Linked DNA regions of Homo sapiens: all the other regions are linked to region 3. A link is a loop called in an ENCODE intact Hi-C map of the cell type or tissue named here. Cell type or tissue: PC-3. All regions are shown on one strand. Region 1 has its middle 75 kb from the start of LINC02963. Region 2 has its middle 410 kb from the start of LINC02963. Region 3 holds the start of LINC02963 (long intergenic non-protein coding RNA 2963). Region 4 has its middle 96 kb from the start of LINC02963. Region 5 has its middle 17 kb from the start of ALG10.

The links. Hi-C counts contacts between places; a loop is a spot of excess contacts. Peaks named below come from ENCODE experiments on the same cell type or tissue, not always from the same donor. Only the 100,000 strongest peaks of a DNase experiment are listed, where the experiment ranks them.
Region 1: it touches region 3 in a loop (4-fold over the local background); 2 of 110 quality-filtered maps call a loop at or near these places.
Region 2: it touches region 3 in a loop (14-fold over the local background); 4 of 110 quality-filtered maps call a loop at or near these places.
Region 4: a loop joins it to region 3, with 18 times the contacts of the local background. A loop is called at or near these places in 82 of 110 quality-filtered maps.
Region 5: a loop joins it to region 3, with 20 times the contacts of the local background. A loop is called at or near these places in 32 of 110 quality-filtered maps.

What each region holds. Positions count from the first base shown.
Region 1 is chr12:34,291,312-34,296,311 of GRCh38, reverse strand. No RefSeq gene overlaps it. Among named protein-coding and RNA genes, the nearest start is that of LINC02963, 75 kb to the right of the region's middle. In PC-3, a CTCF peak has its summit at 2,875 (motif pointing right); no DNase peak of the experiment used is centred here.
Region 2 is chr12:34,623,321-34,628,320 of GRCh38, reverse strand. No RefSeq gene overlaps it. Among named protein-coding and RNA genes, the nearest start is that of LINC02963, 410 kb to the right of the region's middle. In PC-3, CTCF peaks have their summits at 2,784 and 2,991; a DNase peak (open chromatin) is centred at 3,020.
Region 3 is chr12:34,215,825-34,220,824 of GRCh38, reverse strand. LINC02963 (long intergenic non-protein coding RNA 2963) reads left to right here and starts at 1,614. Exons shown (of 5, transcript NR_185896.1): 1 at 1,614-1,699; 2 at 1,980-2,044. RefSeq lists enhancers at 1,437-1,937, 2,011-2,160, 1,938-2,438, 4,900-5,000. In PC-3, a CTCF peak has its summit at 2,204 (motif pointing right); a DNase peak (open chromatin) is centred at 2,204; H3K4me3 peaks cover 1,223 bases.
Region 4 is chr12:34,120,625-34,125,624 of GRCh38, reverse strand. No RefSeq gene overlaps it. Among named protein-coding and RNA genes, the nearest start is that of LINC02963, 96 kb to the left of the region's middle. RefSeq lists a silencer at 2,378-2,427. In PC-3, a CTCF peak has its summit at 2,398; a DNase peak (open chromatin) is centred at 2,374.
Region 5 is chr12:34,036,580-34,041,579 of GRCh38, reverse strand. No RefSeq gene overlaps it. Among named protein-coding and RNA genes, the nearest start is that of ALG10, 17 kb to the right of the region's middle. In PC-3, a CTCF peak has its summit at 3,013 (motif pointing left); no DNase peak of the experiment used is centred here.

The DNA.
Region 1 (5,000 bases), 75 kb before region 3:
CCAGGGATGCCACAATCCCCCAGCCCTCATGCACAGTCTGCTGGGAAGGCACTATCATCCGTGGGAGGACCCACGCCCGCTTTCTCTGCCACTCCGTCTTTTTTCCTTCCACAGGTGCCTCGCCTTCCCTTTTCAAGCCTTATCTTCCCTTATGGGCCTTCTTGCTGCTTTGCAGTGACCCCCATGGGTGAGACACGCACCCCACGACCCTGCGGACCCCACACTTGGGCTGCTGGGAAGGCACTTCCATTCTCGGAAAGACTCAGGACCCCTTTCTCGGCTGTGCCAATTTTTTTCCTTCCACAGGTGCCTCGACCTCACCTTTAAAAGATTTTCTTCCATTATAGGCCTTCTTGCCGCTTTGCGGTGCCTACCGTGGGTGAGACACGCACCAGACGACCCCCGTGGACCCAATGCAGGGCTTGCTGGGAAGTTAGTTTCGTCCCCGGGAGGACCTAGGCTCCCCATCTTGTCTGTGCCGTTTTTCATCCTTCCACAGCTGCCTCCACCTCCCCTTTCAATCCTGACCTTCAATTCGGGGACTTTTGTCGCTTTGGGGTGCCCCCCGTGGGCTTGTGGCACACTGTGTCTGCGGGCCAGGGATATGACGATCCCCCGGGCCACCCACAGGGGCTGCCGGGAAGGCACTTCCGTCCGTGGGAAGACCCAGCCCCCTTTCTCAGCTGCGCCATTTTTTTCCTTCCACAGGTGCTTTGACCTCCCCTTTCAAGACTTAACTTTCCTTATGGGCCTTCTTGCCGCTTTGGGATGACTCCCCTGTGTAAGACACGCACCGCACAACCCCCACAGATCCTAGTGGTGTCTCACCCACGGGGTGCATGTCTCATACACAGGGGGCACCTCAAGCCGGTAACAAGAGCCATAAGGGAAGATAAGGCTTGAAAGGGAAGGTTGAGGCACCTGTGGAAGGAAAAAAAATGGCACGGCCAAGAAAGCGGGACTGGGTCCTCCCAGGGAAGAAAGTGCCTTCCCAGCAGACCCTGCATGGGGTCTGCATGGGTCATGCGGTGCGTGTCTCAACCAAGGGTGACACCCCAAAGTGGCAAGAAGGCCCTTAAGGGAAGATAAGGCTTGAAAGTGGAGGTCGTGGCACCTGTGGGAGGAAGAAAAAGTGGCGTGGCCAAGAAAGGTGTCCTGGGTCCTAAAATGGACAAAAGTTTCTTCCCAGTAACCCCTGCGTGGGATCCGCGGGGGTCGTGGGATGCGTGTGTCACCCACATGCAGCACCCCAAAGCGTCAAGAAGGCCCACAAGGGAACATAAGGGTTGAAAGTGGAGGTTAGGCACGTGTGGAAGGAAAAATATGTGCGGCCAAGAAGGGGGGCCTGGATCATCCCATGGACGAAAGTGCCTTCCCAGCAGGCCCTGCGTGGTGCCCGGGGGATCGTGGTGTCCCTGGCCTGCAGCCACGGTGTGTGACAAGCCCACGGCGGGCACCCCAAAGGGACAAAAGTCCCCAGAATGAAGGTCTGGATTGAAAAGGGAGGTGGAGGCAGCTGTGGAAGGAAGAAAAATGGCATGTCCGAGAAGGGGGGCGGGGGCCTACCCAGAGACAAAAGTACCTTCCCAGCAGAACCTGCGCAGGGCCCAGGGGATCATGGCATCCCTGGCCTGCACCCACAGTATGCAACAAGCCCAAGGGGTTCTCCGCAATGCGGCAAGAAGGCCCACAAGGGAAGATAAGGCTTGAAAGGGGAGGTCGAGGCAACTGTGGAAGGAAAAAAAAATGAAGTGGTTGAGAAGGGGGGCCTGTGTCCTCCCACAGACGAAAGTGCCTTCCCAGCAGCCCCAGCACAGTGCCCAGGGGATCATGTGGTCCCTGACCCACACCCACGATGCGCAACAAGCCCACGGTGGGCACCCCAAAGCTAGAAAAGGTCCTGAAGTGAAGGTCAAGATTAAAAGAAGAGGTGGAGACAGCTGTGGAAGGAAGAAAAACGGTGCAGCCCAGAAGGGGGGCCTGGGTACTCCCACGGACGACAGTGCCTTCCCAGCAGCCCCTGCGTGGGGTTCGAGGGGGTGTGGCGTCCTTAGCTCGCCCCCAGGGTGCGTGTCTCACCAAAAGGGGGGACACCAAAGTTGCAAGAAGGCCCATAATGGAAGATAAGGCCTGAAAGGGGACATTGAGGCACCTACGGAAGGAAAAAAACAGACACGACCGAGAAAGGGGACCTGGGTCCTCCCACAGAGAGAAGTGCCTTCCCAGCTGCCCCTGTGTGGGATCCCTGAGTGTCAATGAGTACGTGTCTCAACCACGGAGGGCACCCCAAAGCGGAAAGAAGGCCCATAATGGAACATAATGCTTGAAAGGGGAGGTTGAGGCACCAGTGGAAGGAAAAAAAAACGGCACGGCTGAGTTGGGGGAACTGAGTCCTCCCATGGATGAAAGTGCCTTCCCAACAGCCCCTGCGCGGGGCCTAGGTGATCGTGGCATATCAGGCGCACACCCACGGTGTGCAACAAGCATATGGGGGGCACCCCAAAGAGACAAAAGGCCCTGAAGTGAAGGCCAGGATTGAAAGGGGAGCTGGAGGCAGCTGTGGATGGAAGAAAAATTGTGTGGCAAAAGGTTGCCCGGGTCCTCCCACAGACGAAAGTATCTTTCCAGCAGCCCCTACGTGGTGTCTGCAGGGGTCGTGGTGTCTTGGCTTGCCCCCAGTGTGCGTGTCTCAACCACCGGGGGAACCCCAAAGCGTCAACAAGGCCCAAAAGGGAAGATAAGGCTTGAAAGGGGAGGTTGAGACACCTGTGGAAGGTAAAAATGTCGCGACCAAGAAGTGGGGCCTGGGTCCTCCCACGAACGGAAGTGCCTTCCCAGCAGCCACTGCATATGGGTCGCGGAGGTTGTGGTGTTCCTGGCTCACACTCAGGGTGTGTGTCTCACCCACAGGGGGCACCCTAATGCAGCAAGAAGGCCCATAAGGGAAGATAAGACTTGAAAGAGGAGGTCGAGTCACTTGTAGAAGGAAAAAAGAATGGCGTGGCCGAGAAACGGACAAAAGTGCCTTCCCAGCAGCCCCTGCGTGGGGCCCACGGGGGTCGTACTGTGCGTGACTCACAGACACGGGGCACCCCAAAGCAGTAAGAAGACTGACAAGGGAAGATAAGGCTTGAAAGGGGTGGTCAAGGCACCTGTGGAAGGAAAAAAAATGGCACGGCCGAGAAGGGGCACCTGAGTCCTCCCACGGATGGAAGTGCCTTCCCAGCAGTCCCTGCGTGGGGTCTGCGGGAGTCGTAGGGCGCGTGTCTCACCCATGCTGGGCACCCCAAAGCGGCAAGAAGGCCCATAAGGGAAGATAAGCCTTGATAGAGGAGGTCGAGGCACCTGTGGAAGGAAAAAAAATGGCGTGGCTGAGAAAGCGGGCCTGGGTCCTCCCACAGATGAAAGTGCCTCCCAGCAGCCCCTGTGCAGGGCCCGGACAAACGTGCCATTCCTGGCCCGCATCCACGGTGTGAGAGAAGCCCATGGGGGCACCACAAAGCGACAAAATGCCCCAAAGTGAAGGTCAGGATTGAAGGGGAGGTGGAGGCAGCTGTGGAAGGAAGAAAAACAGTGAGGCCATGAAAGGAAGCCTGGGTCCTCCCACGGAAAAAAATACGTTCCCAGAGACCCCTGCGTGGGGTCTGCAGGAGTCGTGGGGTATGGTTCTCACCCACGGGGGCACCACAAAGCAGAAAGGAGGCCCATAAGGGAAAATAACGCTTGAATGTTGAGGTCAAGATACCTGTGGAAAGAATCAAAATGTCAGCACAGCCAGGGGCCTGTGTCCTCCCAGGCACGAAAGTGCCTTCCCAGCAGCCCATGTGTAGAGTATGCGGGGGTCGTGTGGTGCGTGGCTCATGCACGGGGGGCACCCAAAAGCGGCAAGTAGGCCCGTAAGGGAAGATAAGGATTGAAAGGGGAGGTCCAAGCATGTGTGGAAGGGAAAAAAAAACGGTGCAGCCGAGAAACCGGGCCTGGGTACCCCCACGGACGAAAGTTCCTTCACAGCGGCCTGTGCGTGATGTTCCACGGGGGTCACAGGGTGCATGTCTCATACATGGGGGGGCACCCCAATAGGGCAAGAAGGCCCATAAGGGAAGATAAGCCTTGAAAGGGGAGGTTGAGGCACCTTTGGAAGGAAAAAAATTGGCGCGGCTGAGAAACAGGGCCTGTGTCCTCCCAATGAAGAAAGTGCCTTTCCAGCAGCCTCTGCACAGGGGTCGTTGGATCATGGCATTCCTGGCGTGCACCCACGGTGCGCGACAATCCCACGGGGGCACTCCAAAGCGACAAAAGACCCCGAAGTGAAGGCCAAAATTGAAAGGGGAGGTGGAGGCAGCTGTGGAAGGAAGAAAAACAGCACGGCCAAGAAGGGGGGCCTGAACCCTCCCATGGATGAAAGTGCCTCCCCAGCATCCCCTGCCTGGGGTCCGCGGTGGTCATGGCATCCTTTTCTTGCCACCATGGTGCATGTCTCACCAAGAGGAGGGGACCCCAAAGTGGCAAGAAAACCCATAAGGGAAAAATGGCGCCACGGAGAAAGGAGGTCTGGGTCCTTCCACGGATGGAAGTGCCTTCCCAGCAGCCCTTGCGTGGGGTCCGCGGGTGTCGTGGCATGGGTGTCTCACCCACAGGGAACACGCCAAAGTGTCAAGAAAGCCCGTCATGGAAGATAAGGCTTGAAAAGGGAGGTTGAGGCACCTGTGGAAGGAAATAACATGGCGCGGCCGAGAATAGGGGCCTGGGTCCTCCCTTGGATGGAAATGCCTTCCCAGCAACCCATGGGTGCGGTCCACGGGGGTTGTGGCATCCCTGGCTCATCCCCGGGGTGCTTGTCTCTCCCACGCGGGGCACCCCAAAGTGGGAAGAAGGCACATAAGGGAAGTCAAGGCTTGAAAGAGGAGGTCGAGGCAGCTGTGGAAGGAAAAAAATCAGCGCGGCCAAGAAAGTGTGCCTGGGTACTCCCACGGAAGAAAGTGCCTTTCCAGCAGCCCCTG
Region 2 (5,000 bases), 410 kb before region 3:
GAGGGGCTGTCCCCCGTCATCTTGTGCCCAACGAGGGTGCTTTTCTCTAGGTTGAAGTTACGCTAGAACATGGTCATTGAGGACAAGTAGAAGAGACATTCCCGAGTAAGTCCACAGTCAGCCTTGTGGTAAGATTGTGTGTGCTCAGAGCAACCCAGGGTAACAATGGTACAAACTGACAGTAAATATTCCTTTTATCTAGCTTTATTGAAATTCTTTTAAAAAGAGGGGGAGTTAGAGTCTCTACAGAAAACCTAATCACACTATTTGAAACAATAGAACAATTCTGCCCATTGCTTCCAGAACAGGGACTTTTAGATATAAAAGATTGGGAAAAAATTGGCATAGAATTAAAACAAGAAAATAAGGAGGGTAAAATCATCCCACTTACAGTATGGAATGATTGGTCCATTATTAAAGCAGCTTTAGAACCTTTTCAAATAGGAGAAGATAGCTTTTCAGTTTCTGATACCCCTGAAAGCTGTGTAATAGATTGTGAAGGAGAGGCAGGGACAGAATCCTGGAAAGGAATGGAAAGTTCACATTGTAAATATGTAGCAGAGTATGTAATGGCTCAGTCAACGCAAGGTGTTGACTACAATCAACTACAGGAGGTAATATATCCTAAAACATTAAAATTAGAAGAAAAAGGTACAGAATAAATGGGACCATCAGAGTCTAAACCACGATGACCAACTCCTCTTCCAGCAGTTCAGATGTCTGTAACATTACAACCCCAAATGCAGGTTAGACAAGTACAAACCCCAAAAGAATACCAAATAAAAAAAGATAGAGTCTCTGTCATGGCAATGCCAATCCAAATACAGTGTCCACAATATCAGCTGATAAAAAATAAGACCCAACCTCTGGTGGCCTATCAATACTGGCCACCAGCCAAACTTCAGTATTGGCCACCCCCAGAAAATCAGTATGGACAGCCAGGAATGTTTCCAGTACCACAGGGAATAGCGCTATACCTTTATATGAGAACATTATTAGATTCCATTGCTTATGGACATAGACTCATTCCTTATGATTGGCAGATTTTGGCCAAATCATCACTCTCACCCTCGCAAATTTTACAACATAAGACTTGGTGGATTGATGGGGCTCAAGAACAAGTCCGAAAAAATAGGGCTGCCAATCCTCCAGTTAACATAGATGCAGATCAACTATTAGGAACAGGTCAAAATTGTTACACTACTAATCAACAAGCAGTAATGCAAAATGAGGCCATTGAGCAAGTTAAAGCTATCTGCCTTAGGGCCTGGAAAAAAATCCAAGGCCCAGAAACCACCTGCCCCTGATTCAATAGAATAAGATAAAGCTATAAAGAGCCCTATCCTGATTTTGTGGCAAGACTCCAAGATGCTGCTCAAAGGTCAATTCCTGATGAAAATGCCTGTAAGTTCATAGTGGAGTCGATGGCATATGAAAATGCCAATCCTGATTGTCAATCAGCCATTAAGGCATTAAAATGGAAGTTCACGGCAGGATCAGATGTAATCTCAGAGTAGGTAAAAGCCTGTGATGGAATTGGAGGAGCTATGCATAAAGCTATGCTTATGGCTCAAGCAATAATGGGAGTTGTTTTAGGAGGACAAGTTAGAACATTTGGGGGAAAATGTTATAATCGTGGTCAAATTGGTCATCTAAAAAAAAATTGCCCAGTCTCAAATGAACAAAATATAACAACTCAAGCCACTGCAACAACAGATAAAGAGCCACCTGGCCTATGTCCCAGATGTAAAAAAGGCAAACATTGAGCTAATCAATGTCGTTCTAAGTTTGATAAAAATAGACAACCATTGTCAGGAAACGAGAAGAGGGGCCACCCTCAGGCCCTGCAACAAACTGGGACATTCCCAATTCAGCCCTTTGTTCCTCAGGGTTTTCAGGGACAACAAACCCCACTGTCACTAGTGCCTCAGGGAAAGGGCCAGTTACCACAATACAACAAATGTCCCCTGGCGCAAGTGGCAGTGCAGCGGATTTATGTATATACAAGCAGTCTCTCTGCTTCCAGGGGAGCCCCCATAAGAAATCCTTACAGGAATGTATGGCCCACTGCCTAAAGGGACTGTAGGACTAATCTTAGGAAGATCAAGTCTAAATCTAAAGAGAGTTCAAATTCGTACTGGTGTGGTTGATTCAAACTACAAAGGCAAAATTCAATTGGTTATTAGCTCCTCAATTCCTTGGAGTGCCAGTCCAGGAGACAGAATTGCTCAATTATTACTCCTGCCTAATATTAAGGTTGGAAACAGTGAGATAAAAAGAACAGGAGGGTTTGGAAGCAGTGATCCAGCAGGAAAGACTGCATATTGGGCAAGTCAAGTCTCAGAGAGCAGACCTGGGTGTAAGGCCGTTATTCAAGGAAAACAGTTTGAAGGGTTAGTAGACACGGGGGCAGATGTCTCTATCATTTTTAAATCAGTGGCCAAAAAATTGGCCTAAACAAAAGGCTGTTACAGGACTTGTTGGCATAGGCACTTTCTCAGAGGTATATCAAAGTACTATGATTTTACATTGTTTAGGGCTGGATAATCAAGAAAATACTGTTCAGCAAATGATTACCTCAATTCCTGTTAGTCTGTGGGGTCGAGATTTATTACAAAAATGGGGTGCAGAAATCACTATGCCCACTCCATTATACTGCCCCACGAGTTAAAAAATCAAGACTAAAATGGGATATGTACCAGGAAAGGGACTAGGAAAAAATGAAAATGGCATTAAGGTCCCAATTGAGGCTGAGGGAAATCAAGAGAGAAAATGAATACGGTTTCCTTTTTAGGGGTGGCCACCATAGAGCCTCCTAAACCAATTCCATTAACTTGGAAAACAGAAAAACCGGTATGGGTAAATTGGTGGTCACTACCAAAACAAAAACTAGAGGCTTTACATTTATTAGCAAAAGAACAATTAGAAAAGGGACATATTGAGCCTTCATTCTCACCTTGGAATTTTCCTGTGTTTTTAATTCAGAAAAAATCCGGTAGATGGCGTATGTTAACTGACTTAAGGGACGTAAATGCCACAATTCAACCCATGGGCCCTCTCCAACCCGGGTTGCATTCTCCGGCCATGATCCCAAAAGACTGGTCTTTAATTATAATTGATCTGAAGGATTACTTTTTTACCATTCCTCTGGCGGAGCAGGATTTTGAAAAATTTCCCTTTACTATACCAGCCATAAATAATAAAAAACAAGCCACCAGGTTTCACTGGAAAGTGTTACCTCAGAGAATGCTTAATGCTCCAACTATTTGTCAGACTTCCATAGGTCAAGCTCTTCAACCAGAGACAAGTTTTCAGACTGTTACATCATTCATTATGTTGATGATATTTTGTGTGCTGCAGAAACGAGAGACAAATTGACTCTTACACATTTCTGCAAGCAGAGGTTGCCAACGCAGGACTGGCAATAGCATCTGATAAGATTCAAACATCTACTGCTTTTCATTATTTGGGATGTAGACAGAAAATAGAAAAACTAAGCCACAAAAAATAGAGATAAGAAAAGACACATTAAAAATGACTTTCAAAAATTGCTAGGAGACATTAATTGGATTCGGTCAACTCTAGGCATTCCTACTTATGCCATGTCAAATTTGTTCTCTATGTTAAGAGGAGACCCTGACTTAAATAGTAAAAGAATATTAACCACAGAGGCAACAAAAGAAATTAAATTAGTGAAAGAAAATATTCTGTCAGAACAAATAAATAGAATAGATCCCTTAGCCCCACACCAACATTTGATTTTTGCTACTGCATCTTCTTCAACAGGCATCATTATTCAAAACACTGATCTTGTGGAGTGGTCATTCCTTCCTCACAGTACAATTAAGACTTTTACATTGTACTTGGATCAAATAGCTACATTAATTGGTCAGGAAAGATTACAAATAATAAAATTGTGTGGAAATGATCCAGACAAAATAGTTGTTCCTTTAAACAAGGAACAAGTTAGAGAAGTTTTATCAATTGTGGTGCATGGCAGATCGGTCTTGCTAACTTTGTGGGAATTATTGAAAATCATTAAACAAAAACAAAAATCTTCCAGTTTTTAAAATTGACTACTTTGATTTTACCCCAAATTACCAGACATAAACCTCTAGAAAATGCTCTGACAGTGTTTACTGACTGTTCCAGCAATGGAAAAGCAGATTACACAGAGCCAAAAGAGCGAGTCATCAAACCTCACTATCAATCGGCTCAAAGAGCAAAGTTGGTTGCAGTCATTACAGTGTTACAAGATTTTAATCAACCTATTAATATTGTATCAGATTTTGCCTATGTAGTACAGGCTACAAGGGATGTTGAGACAGCTCTAATTAAATATAGCGTGCAAGATCAGTTAAACCGGCTGTCCAATTTATTACAACAAACTGTAAGAAAAAGAAATTTCTCATTTTATATTGCTCATATTTGAGTACACACTAATTTACCAGGGCCTTTAACTAAAGCAAATGAACAAGCTGTCTTACTGGTATCATCTGCATTCTTAAAAGCACAAGAACTTCATGCTTTGACTCAAGTAAATGCAGCAGGATTAAAAAACAAATTTGATGTCACATGGAAACAGGCAAAAAGTATTGTACAGCATTGCATCCAGTGTCAAGTCCTACACTTGCCCACTCAAGAGGCACGAGTTAATCCCAGAGGTCTGTGTCCTAATGTGTTATGGCAAATGGATGTCACGCATGTACCTTCATTTGAAAGATTATCATGTGTCCATGTAAGAGTTGATACTTATTCACATTTCATATGGGCAACATGCCAGACAGGAGAAAGTACTTCCCATGTTAAAAAAACATTTCTTATCTTGTTTTGCTGTCATGGGAGTTCCAAAAAAATTAAAACTGACAAGGGACCAGGACTGTAGTACAGCTTTCCTAAAATTCTTAAATCAGTGGAAAATTACACGTACCAGAGGAATTCTGTATAATTCCCAAGGGCAGGCCATAATTAAAAGAACAAATGGAACACTCAAAACTCAA
Region 3 (5,000 bases):
TGAGGTCAGGAGTTCGAGAACAGCCTGACCAACATGGTGAAACCCTGTCTCTAGTAAAAATACAAAATTAGCCAGGCATGGTGGCACATGCCTGTAATCCCAGCTACTTGGGAGGCCCAGGCAGGAGAATCACTTGAACCTGGGAGGTGGAGGTTGCAGTGAGCTGAGATTGGGCCATTGCACTCCAGCCTAGGCAACAAGAGCAAAACTCTGTCTCAAAAGAAAAAAATCTCTCTTTTTTTTACTGTTACAATGACAATAATAGAGGCTTTTCTCTCCAGGAGCTCTAAGTGAAATTAATGAGAATTCTCATGACCCTAGAAAGAGAGATTTAAAAAACACATAGCGCAGGTGTGGCGGCTCACACCTGTAATCCCAGCACTTTGGGAGGCTAAGGCGGGTGGATCCCTTGAGGTCAGGAGATCAAGACCAGCCTGGCCAACATGGTGAAACCCCAGTTCTACTAAAAATACAAAAATTAGCTGGGCTTGGTGGCACGCTTGCCTTTAGTCCCAGGTACTCGAGGGGCAGAAGCAGGAGAATCACTTGAACCCGGGAGATGGAGGCTGCCGCAGAGAGCTGATATCAAGCCACTGCACTCCAGCCTGGGCAACAGAGCCCATATAATTATTTGTATCTTTTTTTTTTTTTTTTGAGAGGTACTTTCACTCTTGTTGTCCAGGCTGGAGTGCAATGGCGCGATCTCGGCTGGCTGCAACCTCCGCCTCTCGGATTCAAGCGATTCTCCCACCTCAGCCTCCTGGGTAGCTGGGATTACAGGCACCCGCCATCATGCCTGGCTAATTTTTGTATTTTTGTAGAGACAGGATTTCACCATGTTGGCCAAGCTGATCTTGAACTCCTGATCTCAGGTGATCCTCCCTCCTCAGCCTCCCAAAGTGCTGGGATTACAGGCGTGATCCACCGCGTCTGGAGAGTTCTCTTTTCTTTGCGAAGGGCAAGGCGGACTAGAATGGATTCACCCAACAGCGGTGCGCATGCCCTAAAAGCATTATGGTTAGATCCATGTCAGACAGGTTAGTTTTACTGTTTGCGTTCCCCTTGTGTTGTTGCCCATGTGTTGCTACCATGGTAATCCTGCTCAGTACGAGAGGAACCGCAGGTTCAGACATTTTGTGTATGTGCTTGGCTTTGTTGGCCTTGGATAGGCGGTCCTCTGCCGTCCCCTCCGGCGGGCCGCTCTGCCTCAGGAGGGGCATGTCCCGCCATGCGCCGGGAACCAGGATCCGGTGCAGAGAGCCCCTCATCGTAGGAAATGGGCTGCTGCCAGAAGGGCGGTCACCCCCTGACCCATCACATAACGTGTTTTTGGGGAACCGGATGCTAAACTATTTGTAGACATCCTGCTTCTGGGTCAGGGTTTTCTATGGAGCAGAGCAGCTCCCTCGCTGCGATCTATTGAAAGTCAAACCTCCACACAAGGTTCCCTGCACCCGTGCGCGGGGGACCTGGTGATGTGGCGTGTCCTGTGTAATTCAGCCCTTGACGTCTACCTTCCTTCCTTTCTCCTGTTATACCCGGAACCTAGTTTCCTCGCCCGCTCATGCCCACCGGACCCGGAGCCCCGAAGCACGCAGCAGGTGTCCCTCCCGAGAGACCACTGGTGCCCGCTGTGTCTTCGGGAGGCGCCCGTCCCCATCTGCGGGCTTTCCAAGGTGCTGTGCTGGGGTTTGCCGAGGTAGGGGTGTCGCCCATGCTCGTCGTTCCCTCTCCAATTCCGCCTCCTTCCTGCACCCCGCTTTGACCTCCTTCAGGGGCTGGGATCGGATTTATCGGGCCTGGTGAGAATGGCTGAGGCGTGGGTGTCAGAGGGTGTGCCCCTGTGGTTCCTGTCCGAGTAGTGTTCACGCATGCCCAGTGGTGGCCACTGGGGTCACGGCCCCTCTACCCGCCCCAGGCGCGCGGGAATGGGACAGGAGCCAGTCACTGCCTTTCTGTCTTTCCTCCTCTCTCCGCAGCCCGGGTCAACCAGCCGACGGTGGCGGAACGGCGGGCAGGTCGGCGGAGTTAGATGGCCGCAAAGGTGGGCAGGCTCGGTGTGATAAGGTTCCAACTGGGTCTGATCGCTTCCGTCCGCGAGCGCCGGGTCCACCAAATGTCGGCGGCGAGCGCTGGCTTTGATGGTTAACTTGGGATTTCTAAGGTAGAACAGATCTCTCTGGTCAGCAGCACTACCACCTGCATCCACTAGATGTCGTTCTCTCACTACGTCGTTTCTTCCTCTCCAATTGTTTCCACAGTACTTTCAGTTGTCCTTCATTTTGTTTTTCTTTTTTCTTTTATGTTTCTTATTCCTCTTTTTACACACTGAAGCTGCTGTTGTTTTACCTTTATTTTTCTTTTTTGAGAAAGGTTGGAGTATGAGAATGTAATCTCGGCTCACCGCAGCCTCGACCTTCCTGGGCTCCCTCAGGTGATCTTGCTATCTCAACCTTCCAAGTGGCTGAGACTGCAGGAATTGCTTGATTCTGGGATGTCGAAGCTGCAGTGAGCCATGATCACGCCATTGGCCTCAAGCCTGAGTGACAGAGAAAGACCCTGTTTCAGAAAGTAAGAGAGACAGGTTAAAGAAATAACTCCTTGAAATTATTGCTATTAATTGTGATCTAAATTATCTTTTATATTTTTATATTTTTCACTCCTACTAGTTTATTATTATTGTTGTTGTTAGTATTTCTTTGTATTATTGTTTGTTATTATTGTTATTGTTTTTATTATTTAGTTATTTAGAGATGGAGTCTTGCTCCATCACCCAGACTGCAGTGCAGTGGCACGACCATGGCTGACTGTAGCCTCAAATTCCCGGATTCAAGTTCGAGACCAACCTGGGCAATATGGCAAAACGCCATGTCTACTAAAATCTGTCACTGTATACCCCCAGGGCCGTTGGATATGGCAGGTGCAAGTTCGGAGGCTGAGGCAGGCAGTTCGCTAGAGTTCGGGAGTTCGAGACGAGCCTGGGCAACAGGCTGCAGTACATTTGCCTGACCAAGGCCCACCGCAGCCTCCACCTCCCGAGCCCAAGAGATGCTCCCACCTCAGGCTCCAAAGGAACTGGGGCTACAGGCGCCTGCCATCACACCCAGCTAACTTTTTAATTTTTTTTTTTTTTTTTAAGTAGAGACGTGGTCTCACTGTGTTGCCAGGGCTGGTCTCAAACTGCTGGACTCAAGCGATTCTTCCACCTCAGCCTCCCAAAGTGTTGGGAGTATAGGCATAAGCCATGTTGTGCTGCCTTGTTTTTTATTTCCTTCATCTTTCTTTTTTTCTTTCACTTTCTTTCCTTTTCTTTCTTTTCTTTTTCTTCTCTCTCTTTTTCTTCCTCCCTTTTTTCTCATTTCTCATTCTCTTCTTCTGTTTCTCTGCCTTTCTATTTTCTTTTTCATCTTTCTTCCCTTTACATCTCTGTCTCTCTTGATCTTTTCTGCTCTCTCTCTTTTCTCAATTTGTTTCCTCCCATCCCTCTGTCTGTCCGTCTTTGTGTGGATTCTGGAAGAATCTCCTTATTCTGTATCCCCTGTGTATGTATCACAAGCCTCTAAGACTTTCGCTTTGTTGTTTTTCCTCCTTGTTGCATAAAATGTATTCACTCTTCTTTTATTTCAGTATTCTGTGGACAGTCGAGGGCTGGAAAAAAAACAGAAACATGAATTTGATTGGTTTCACAAGAGACATGGCAGACCAAAGAACATACGATGAGTACTTTGCTAAATGCCCTGTTTATTCTCCCAACCGGGCTCATAAAAGTACGGACACATTTGGTGGGTTGAGAGATCTCTATGTAGTCGTGACCCTGTAATTATACTTGACGAGAGCGGTGATGACAGACAGGCGGCACAGAAATCTGCCCTTCTTTGGTGCCAATTGAGCATGGTGACAACAGATTAAAAATGGCCTATGTCTCAAGTTGAAGGTCCTGTTTTTCTGCTCTGGTCTTTAGGAATGAGTGGAGCCTTCCCGTGCTCTGCCATTTTCTTGCATTTTTCTTTTCACATACATTCATTCACTTATTTATTAATTAATTTATTTTAAATAGAGTCTCGTTCTGTAGCCCAGGCTTTGGGGTGGTATCAGCTGGCTGCAATCTCCGCCGCCCTCGTTCCAGCGATTCTTCTGCCTCAGCCTCCCGAGTAGCTGGGATTACAGGCACATGCCACCCTACTCAGCTAACTTTTGTTTTTTCAGTAAAGACAGTGTTTCACCATGTTGCCCAGGCTGGTCTTGAACTCCTGACCTTCAGGGATCTGCCCCTTCCACCCCCGGCCTCCCAAAGTGCTGGGATAACAGGTGTGAGTCACCGCGCCCAGCCTAAATTGCAATCTTTCAAAATAAATAAGTTTTTAAAAAATAAATAGGACATCACCTAGTGGCCAGTGTTATTGAAAGTCGAGGTGGCACTGAGGGAGGTCTGGCCAACTTCACAGAGCCTGGGGCAACTGCTCTCTCTCCTTCCCTTCTGGAGGCCCCTCCGTCTCTCCCTCACTGCCTAGGGAACTTCCACCCTGGTGGGGCAACTGTTGTTCTTTTACCCCCTGGGTAAATGGTGTCTCGTTCTGTCTCCCAGGCTGTGGCATGGTCTTGGCTGGCTGCAATCTCCGCCTCTCTGGTTCCAGCGATTCTCCTGCCTCAGCCTCCTGAGTAGCTGAAATTACAGGCGCGTGCCACCCTACCCAGCTAACTTTTGTTTTATTAGTAGAGACAGGGCTTCACCATGTTGGCGGCCAGGCTGATCTCAAACCCCTGACTTCGTGATCCACCAGCCTCAGCCTCCCAAAGTGCTGGGATGACAGTGGTGAGCCACCGCGCCAGGCCACCGTCATTGGTTTTAACTGGAGATTCTAGATTTGAGGCACACCTCATTCTATGCCACAGAATGTCTTCTTTATCCTGCCGTCTCAGGAAAGCCGGGCCCCTTGTGATTCATTTCAAACCGAGAGTCACCTCATGTTTGGAAAACAGATCTGCTCCCAAGTTCAGTG
Region 4 (5,000 bases), 95 kb after region 3:
GCCCTAGGCTTTATGTTTATCAGCCTTTCTCCACTACTGATCTCTTAAATTGGAAACAGCACAACTCCTCCTATACAGAAAAGCCTCAGGCTCTTATTGATTTGGTAAATTCTATTATTAACACACATAACCTGACCTGGCCGGATTTTGAATAACTTTTGCTAAGTTTATTTAATACAGAGGAGCGTAAAAGAGTTAATCAGTCAGCTCTCAGCTGGTTAGAAGGGGAAGCCCCAGAGACCACCCCTAATCCGCACCAGTTCACCATGGAGCGATACCCAAATGATGACCCTAACTGGGACCCAAATGAGGCAAGGGACATGGAACGGCTGCAGCTATATAGAAAGACACTCCTAAATGGGATAAAAGCAGGAGAAACGAAGGCAATAAATAAAAGTAAAATATCAGAAGTGCGCCAAAAGCCTGATGAAAGCCCAAGTGCATTCTATAAAAGGCTTTGTGAGGCATATAGACTATACACTCCAGTTATTCTGGAGGCTCCTAAAAACCAAATTATGATAAATATGACCTTTGTCAGGCAAGCTCAGGGAAACATAAGACAAAAGCTTCAGAAGCTAGAAGGCTTTGCAGGAAAAAATATTAGTAAACTCCTGAAAATAGCAAACAAAATATATGTAAACCGGAAGGAAGAGGCAGAAAGAAAGAAAAAAAATAAAAAAAAAATTAAAAATAAAAATAAAAACAAAAAGACAAGTCAGTTTGTAGCTACTGCACTAACAGAAAGTAACCCTGGATTTGCTAGAGGGCATAGCCAAGGCAGAGGCCAAGGAAGAGGGCAGACAAGACCGGGAGAGGAAAGCCAGTGCCGGTTGGACAGCAACCAATGTACAAGGTTCAGGCAAATCGGCCACTGGAAAAATGAGTGCCCCGATAAAAAAAAAAAAAGAATGAAGATGATAGTCAATGGTCTAACACTCGAGGACAGCATTCGGTTGCTAGTCATGGTGCTTCAAAGGCAGATCCTGATCTGATCAGCTTAGCGGGGGCCAAGCATTTAGAGGACTAAGACAGACCGGGCTCCATCCTTTAGGCCCCGGGGAGCCTATGGTCTCTATGGAAGTAGGAGGCCAATTAATGAAATTTTTGGTCAATACTGGTGCTGATTTCTCTGTGGTAACTCACCCAATTAGCCCCCCCCCCCCCACAAAAAATTGTGCCACTATCATAGGGGCTACTGGGGCCAAAAAACGGAGACCTTTTTACAAATCCAAGAGATGTGTTATTGGGGGACAAGAAGTACAGCATGAGTTCCTATACATGCCAAACTGTCCAGTGCCCTTGTTGGAAAGAGACTTACTCCAGAAACTGCAGGCACAGATTTCCTTTACACCTAAAGGGAATATGACCCTGGAGATAGGGAAGCCAAAGGCAATGGTATTGACTCTAACTGTCCCAAAAACTGAGGAATGGCGGCTCTATAAACTGTGTACCAGGAGGCTGCCAGAGCCAGACCTACACAATATGTAGGGAATGCTTTTCAAGGTACCAGGTGTATGGACTGAGGACAACCCCCCCTGGGCTTGCTGCAAACAGACCCCCAGTGGTAGTAGAGCTTAACCCTCATGCTGCCCCGGTACCAGTCCGTCAATACCCCCTCCCCAGAGAGGCAATTGATGACATAACAAAACATTTAAATCAGCCCTATAAACAAGTGATTATAGTAAAATGCAAGTCTTCCTGGAATACTCCTCTGCTGCCTGTTCGCAAGCCAAATGGTGAATACAGGCCAGTGCAGGACCTCCAGGGTGTAAACAAAGCCACTGTCACTATCCATGCCATAGTACCCAACCTATACACAATGTTGGGGTAGATTCCTGCTGAGGCCGCGTGGTTCACGTGTCTGGACTTAAAGGACGCTTTCTTTTCCTTGAGACTGCTTCCCAAAATCAGCCTATATTTGCCTTCCAGTGGAGACAATCGCAGTATACCTGGACAAGGCTGCCACAAGGGTTTAAGAATTCTCCTAGGTGGGAATTGAACAATGAGATCACATGGACACAGGAAGGGGAATATCACACTCTGGGGACTGGGGTGGGGAGGGGGGAGGGGGGAGGGATAGCATTGGGAGATATACCTAATGCTAGATGACGAGTTAGTGGGTGCAGCGCACCAGCATGGCACATGTATACATATGTAACTAACCTGCACAATGTGCACATGTACCCTAAAACTTAAAGTATAATTAAAATAATAATAATAATAATAATAGTAATAATAATTAAAAAAATAAAATAAAATAAAAAAAGAATTCTACTATTTTCGAGGAGGCTTGGGCTACCGACCTTGAGGCTTTTGCGCCACCTAGTGACAATTGTGTGCTATTACAACACATTGATGATTTGCTCTTCGCTGCCCCCATGAGGGAGAAATGCCTCTAAGGAACAGAGAGGCTTCTTCACTTGCTGCGTGAAGCTGGTTACATAGTGTCCAAGGACAAGGCAAAAGTCTGCTTTCGGGAGATTGAATATCTAGAATTCATGGTATTCCAAGGCCAGTGCAGACTTAAAAGTGCATGCAAGGAGGCTGTATGTGCATTGCCCACCCCAGTTACAAGGTGGCAGGTCAGGGAATTTCTAGGTGCAGCGGGATTCTGCCGAACCTGGATTCCCAACTTCTCCCTTATAGCAAGGCCCTTATATGAGACTACCGAAGAAAAAAAAAGAGGGCTGCTCCTGTGGAAAAAGAAACAAGAAAAGGCCTTCAAAGATACAAAGGAAGCTCTCATCCAAGCTCCGACGCTAGTGTTGCCAGATGTAAAAAAAAAGTCCTTCTTTTTGTACGTGGATAAACAAAAGGGAATGACAGTCGGAGTCTTAACTCAATTGTTGGGTTCTTGGCATCAGCTGGTAGCATACTTACCCAAAGACTGGATTTGGTGGCCTTAGGTTGGACCCACTGCTTCAGGGCGTTGGCAGCTACTGCAATCCTTATAGAAGATGCCAACAAGCTAGCCCTAGGTCAAAAGTTAATAGTTAGGGTGCCACACGCTGTAATCACCTTAATGGAGCAAAGAGGACATCGTTGACTGTCCAATTCTAAAATGCTAAAGTATCAAGGGCTTCTGTATGACAATCCCCAGATAACACTAGAGACTGTAAATACCTTAAACCCAGCTACCCTGCTGCCTGTGGAGAAACCTGATTGAAAGGACGGTGGATTGCCTCACTGCTGGCAGGATCTTCCCCACTGTTGCATAAATACGGTGGACAAAGTGTTCTAGAGCTGGGAAGATCTCAGAGATACCCCCTTGGAGAGCTCAGATGTTAAATACTTCACTGATGGCAGCAGTTTCATAACAGATGGGGTATGATATGCAGGGTATGCGCAGTAGTGACCCAGCACTCGGTGGTTGAGGCTCAGGCCTTACCTTCTGGGACTTCTGCTCAGAAGGTTAGATTAATAGCATTAACCAGAGCACCGTTATTGGCCAAGAAAAAAAGTAAACATATATACTGATCAAGATATACTTTTACAATCCTGCATGCCCGTTGGACAATATACAAAGAGACAGGAGTTTTGACTACTAAAGGCAAAAAAAAAAAAATTGCAATTATTAAAAACCATATGGGCTCCAGAGAAAGTGGCTGTCATTCATTGCAAAGGACACCAAATTGAGAAAAGCTGAGATGCAGGGCAACAGAAAGGTAGACCGAGAGGCTGGGCGGGCAGCAATGAGCAAGGCTTTACCTGAAAAAAAAAACTTTATCAATTCCTCTCCTTATAGAGCCCCCTTTGCTGGAGGTACCCAATTACTCTTCAGTAAAAAAAACTTGGTTTGGTCAGAAAACAAAAAAATATATTAAAGGTGGATGGTGGCTGTTCTCTAACAGGAGGCTAGCCATCCCAGGGACAATAGCCCCAAGGTTTGTGACACAGATCCATCAAGGAACACACATTGGAAGGACAGCCCTAGAAACTTTGATAGGTTGGCATTTCTATGTGCCACAGCTCTCTGCCATCACCTGTACTGTTTGTAAACAAGGTCTATCCTGTGCCCAGAATAATCCAAAACAAGGACCTACTCGACCTCCAGGAATTCAGGAAGTAGGGGCTGTGCCTTGTGAAAACCTGCTTGTAAACTTTACTGAGTTACCTCTAGCAGGAGGTTACCAATATATGCTAATGTTTGTTTACACCTGCTTGGGGTGGATTGAGGCCTTCTCCACCAGGACTAAAAAGACAAGAGAGGTGACAAAGGTACTACTAAAAGACATCATACCAAGATTTGGGTTTCTTTTAACCCTAGGATCAGACAATGGTCCTGCATTTGTGGCAGATGTAGTACAACAGCTGACTCAACTTTTAAAGATCAGATGGAAACTGCATACAGACTACTGACCACAGAGCTCAGGGAAGGTAAAATGGATGAACTGGACACTCAAACAGCTACTAAAAAAGTTTTGCCAGGAAACTCACGATGGGATCATGTCTTGCCCATGGTCCTCCTCCAGGTCAGGTGTACACCTACAAAACAAACTGGGTATTTGCTCTATAAAATATTGTTCGGAAGGCCACCCCCAATTATTAATCAAATTAGAGGGAATTTAAAGTAGTTAGAAAAGTTAATTCTTAGAAGACAGATGCAGGCTTTAGGAGTAACAATGCAGGAGGGGCAAAGCTGGATAAGAAAAAGAATACCTGTAAGTCTAACAGACCCAGTGCATCCACATAAGCCGGGGGACTCTGTCTGGGTTAAAAGGTGAAATTCAACAACCCTGGGGCCCTTATGGGATGGGCCCCATATTATAATCATGTCTACTCCTACTGCTTTTAAAGTTACAGCTGTCACACCTTGGATTCACCATAGCCGACTGAAACCAGTGGCAGCAGTGACTCCCAATGATGACCATTGGATTAGCCAACAAGACCCAGATCACCCCACCCGAATGGGCCTACGGCGAAACCCAACCACCAGTAAGAAGGACAATTGCCTTGCTCTGACCACACTGGAGACTGGTCAGTCTACCCAGAGCTGAAGC
Region 5 (5,000 bases), 180 kb after region 3:
ACTTGTATTTATTACATTAAAATGTTTCTGGTTGTTATAAAAATGGCATATTGCTATATTGGCTGTATCAATGGATATTGTTCTTGTTCATACCTCCTTATCATGAGAGCAGCTAGAATTGTTTCTAAATAAAGCTGAAGCAACATGAGAATTACATTTTTAATGTAACCTATTCTGCTATGCTGGCCATAACTAAGGACCATCAATTGGCATCTGAGTCAAAGGAAAATATTCATGGGTTATATTGAGTGAGTCCTACTATGGCTCAGATGGAAGCCTATTGTGTGTGTTGTGAGTGGGAACCAGAGTAGACCAAATAGAATCTCTGTGGGTTTGAGTGTGGGGAAGGAGACAGAAGATGAAAAAGAGGGTAGATATTTTGAACTCAAGTTTTATCTCAAGTCTCACTTCTTGATGAGGCTTTGCTATACATTCCAATGCTAAAAGTTCTAGGGCCCACCAGGGAGAGACTATGTAGATGGAAGCAAAATATCCTCTCCTAACTCATGTTTCTCTACTCTCAATGACTTTCCGTATTTCTTCCTTGCATCGGTAAAATGCCCAACTAATGTAATTCTAAATAATGTACCAAATGTAACATTTATTTTAGAACATCAAATGGAACATTTAGAACATTTTAGAACATCTCTGTTTTGGGAAGACAAGGTCATTAACTGTAATAATTAGCAAGTATACAAAAAAGTGACCAAAATCTGTGTCTTTTTAAGTTAAAGAAGGAACTGACATTTTAAATGATGTAAAAAGCCATTTTAAAACATTCCTGAAAATAGCAACAATGAACGATTCAATTATCTAACACTATTTAACATCATACAAAAATTATGATAAAAGTTAATAAAACTATTTGTTGTATTGCCTCAGTCATATTAAATAAATTATGCATAAACCTTACACTGTGTGCAATTAACAGCCATTTAATACTTTTTGTATGTATTTTCCTTTCTCATTTGATCTAATAGGTTCACCTTCCTAAGTTCACCTTCCTAGGTTCACACAGCATGCTAATGGCAGAACCAGGACTTGAATCCAGGTATTCTGACTCTAGCTCAAGTGTTCTGTATTTATAGCTGAATAACTATTTTAGACAAGGACAGTCTATCAAAATTTAGTGTGTAGCAGAAAGTTGGCTGGTTATTTTGTTCAATGTATTTCTCCTTTACTTATTAGAGAAAAGTTATTTCAATAATTACAAAATAGTTATCAATTCGAATATTTTAAAGGTTTTGATCTTGGTTAATTTACCCTTATCAAATATTAAGCCCAAATTACAAAGCCCTTAAAAAATATGAAGCCAAATTCAATTAAAATTTTTTTCTTAGATGCCTGCTAATTATTTCTCATAATAAGCTAGTTTTCTTCCAAAAACTACACCATTATTTCAATTCGATGAAAATTTGTTCTTGATGAAGGAAAACTGGATTTGGAAGATAGAAAAATTAAGTTAATCCTCTGACATTGTAATGATAAACATTTAACTCAGAATTTACTGAAAAAAAATTAGAGTATATCTAGAGATTCAGATTACATGCAAACAAATTTACAGTCTTCCAAATTGCATTATTTGTCTTTTGAAACGGAGAAAATCTCATTGGATGATCAATAGTTCACAGAATTTTTCATATGTTAATAAAGAGAAAAAATTAACACAAGGAAAGGTCCAGTATAATACCAAACATTACAAAACAGAAAAGATCCAGTCTATCAACATTCTAGCTACACAGAATTCAAACATCAAGCTAGGTGTCAGGTTGCATTATATGTAACTCAAAACCATTTGGAGATTTGGAGAAACTTCCAAATTGCATTCCTTTCAGAAAGCTAAAATCCATGACTATTTTAAAAAATTTACCTTCCATGTCACTCACATTACATAACAAATAGAATCACTGCTTTCATTCCTTATCAAGTAACCTGCTCTATAGCACAGCTATCAGAGAATGGCAGGCTGCTTTTCTAATGGCCTGATTAAGGGAAACAAGAATTTCCCATAGAGAAGCTTTTGGAAGCCTTTTATTACTATATATACATTACTATATTTTTATTACTCTCTATATATTACTATATATATATAAAACAAATTCCACATTTATTAAAACTATTTATAAATTCCAGGTTTGACTGGTATTCCAATTGGAAAGAAAGAGAAAATATCAAGGTTTCTACATATTCTTTTTTTTTTTGAGACGGAGTCTCGCTCTGTCACCCAGGCTGAAGTGCAGTGGTGCGATCTCCGCTCACTGCAAGCTCCGCCTCCCGGGGTCCCGCCATTCTCCTGCCTCAGTCTCCCGAGTAGTTGGGACTACAGGCGCCCGCCACCACCCCCGGCTGATTTTTTTGTATTTTTAGTAGAGAGGAGGTTTCACAGTGTTAGCCAGGATGGTCTCAATCTCCTGACCTCGTGATCGCCCGCCTCGGCCTCCCAAAGTGCTGGGATTACAGGTGTGAGCCACCGCGCCCGGCCCTAAATACTTTTTTTTTTTTTGAGATGGAGTCGCTCTGTTGCCCAGGCTGGAGTGCAATGGCACGATCTCAGCTCACCGCAACCTCCGCCTCCCGGGTTCAAGCGATTCTCCTGTCTCAGCCTCCAGAGTAGTTGGGATTACAGGCATGCACCACCACGCCCGGCTAATTTTATATTTTTAGTAGAGACAGGGTTTCTCCATGTTGATCAGGCTGATCTCGAACTCCTGATCTCAGGTGATCCACCCGCCTCGGCCTCCCAAAGTGCTGGGATTACAGGCGTGAGCCACTGTGCCAGGCCTTACGTATTCTTAATTATGGGGAATAGAATGCAGCTATGATTATCTGCTTCAAGCTTCTAACCACATGTTTTCAAAATGCTCAATGACAAAAATAAGCAAATATATTTGCTTAAAGCTAAAAATGTTCAAAGAATGCATTTAAAAAAATGAAAAAATCACTAGCATCTGTGACATTATGAAGGTAAGTAAAATGGTACCAAGTTCCTGTCAGACTAATAACTGGAAAAGCTGTCCAAGAGTGCCACCTTGAGGGAAAATTTAAGACAATGCATTTTGAAAACAAAATTGGCATAAAGGGTTTCAGCGTTGCCCATCACAGTTACCCCAACTAAAGAACATCACTGTAAATTATTATAGTACAAGTGAAGAGATAAGCACGGTCTTTCAACTCAGATCCTATTATATTCTTCTGTCTTTTCATATCAGTATTCCACGTGTATTTCATTTGAACGTGCCTCCTGGATGAGATATTATTTTAATGGAGAAAGGTATTCTTAGAGTCACTGGTATGTGAAGAAAGGATTCCTCTCTTTTTTTCTACTCTTTCTGGTGGTTCCTTTCTCTGTCTTCAGTCTTCCTACTTACTCTCTTCCTTCTTTTCCTAGCAATACCCCTAAAGTTCTCATGCTCATGATCCCCAGAAATACTTGTGCTTACGTGCGGGCAGGCAGTGTGTGGGTATGTGTCGGGGATATGGTTGGAGAGCTGGAGGGAATAGAATATGACATTCTCATATGCTCTTAAAATATTAATAACCAATTAGCTTTAATGTGTTACTTTTCCTTGCATTTCCTGCATTTTATGATACATTTCCCTGCATTTCAAAGAACAAAATTTATGACCAAGACATAGATTTCTAGATGTGGCTAAGTAAAAACTACTGACTTAGATCAAGATCATCCCCTCCCATGGTTCTCCAAAGCCCAGGGCCTGTTTATACCTCTGAAACCTTACAGTGTATTTGGCCCAAAGACCCAATGTATACATTACACACACACGGACACACACACACACACACACACACACACACACAGTGAAGATTCTAGGTCAAGCTAGGTTTCTTCATCTAAATTTGATTTCTTCACTAGACCTTTAGAGAGTGATAGCGTTGCAAGGAAAATATAAAAATTACATAGAACAGTACTTACTGAGAAAGACTGATAGGGTACCTGCTACAGCTCATGAAACGTTTCTCCTAAGACTGCATCTCTCCTCCTGGCTTCAAACCCTTTCAGGCCAAATATTTTAGGGAGGTCTCCGAAACTCCTCATGTTTCCGATGGAGAGCAACCTTCTCTCTGGCTTCTGCATCACTTACAACAGGATCTACAGGAGAGTGGAGGGCCTGTCTCACAGAGCCATTCTTCTAGTTTTAACTGAAACCTGGCTATCATCTCTAAATAACTATTTTTCTCTCCACACCCATTTATCTGTGGGTCTGTGTGTGGGACGTGCTTTCCTTGCTCCTCACTGTATACAGCAGAGCACTGTTCTTTCTTCCTAAAAATAACCTCAGTTCTTTGGATGCACAGGCCATCAGATGATGCAAGTTTAGCAGGAATCAGTATAGCGCCCTGGTTAAGAGGGCATGTTCTGGAGCCACATTTCCTGTTTGTAAACTGTTTCAATTCCCTATGTCTTATTTTCCTTGTCAGTAAAAATGGGGATCATAATAGCATTTGCCTTAGGGCATCTCTATGAGGCTTAAATAAATTCATGTTCAAAATTTAGACTGGTGCCTGTCACATAGCACTTCATAAGTGTTGGCCACTGTCACCACCTGCTTCTCAGCCATATGGTAGTTTAGTTTACTGTGTAATTTGTTTGCATCACATTATTCTGTATGAAATGCTTTCTGCAATGTCTCCACAGGTTTCCATACAAATAATCTCCAATGTGAATTTCTCCATGAAGTATGTCTTTGTCCCTTCTGCCAGATGTGATTTCTATTCTCAAGTAAACACCCTAGCTCTTATATTCTTCCTCAGTGATAATCAATCATGTTGTACTTTGCATTAGTTAGCCCCCATTAGGTGAGTTCATCTTGTCTGGAGTAGGTCACTTTTGTGTTTCTTGATACCATGTTTTTCACACAAGGTTCCCTCAAGTTGTCATTGCATTTAATAACAAATACTATGACAGACTTTGTTAGAGTACCATATTAGAAGTTGATATGGTTTGGCTGTGTCCCCAACCAAATCTCATCTTGAATTTTAGC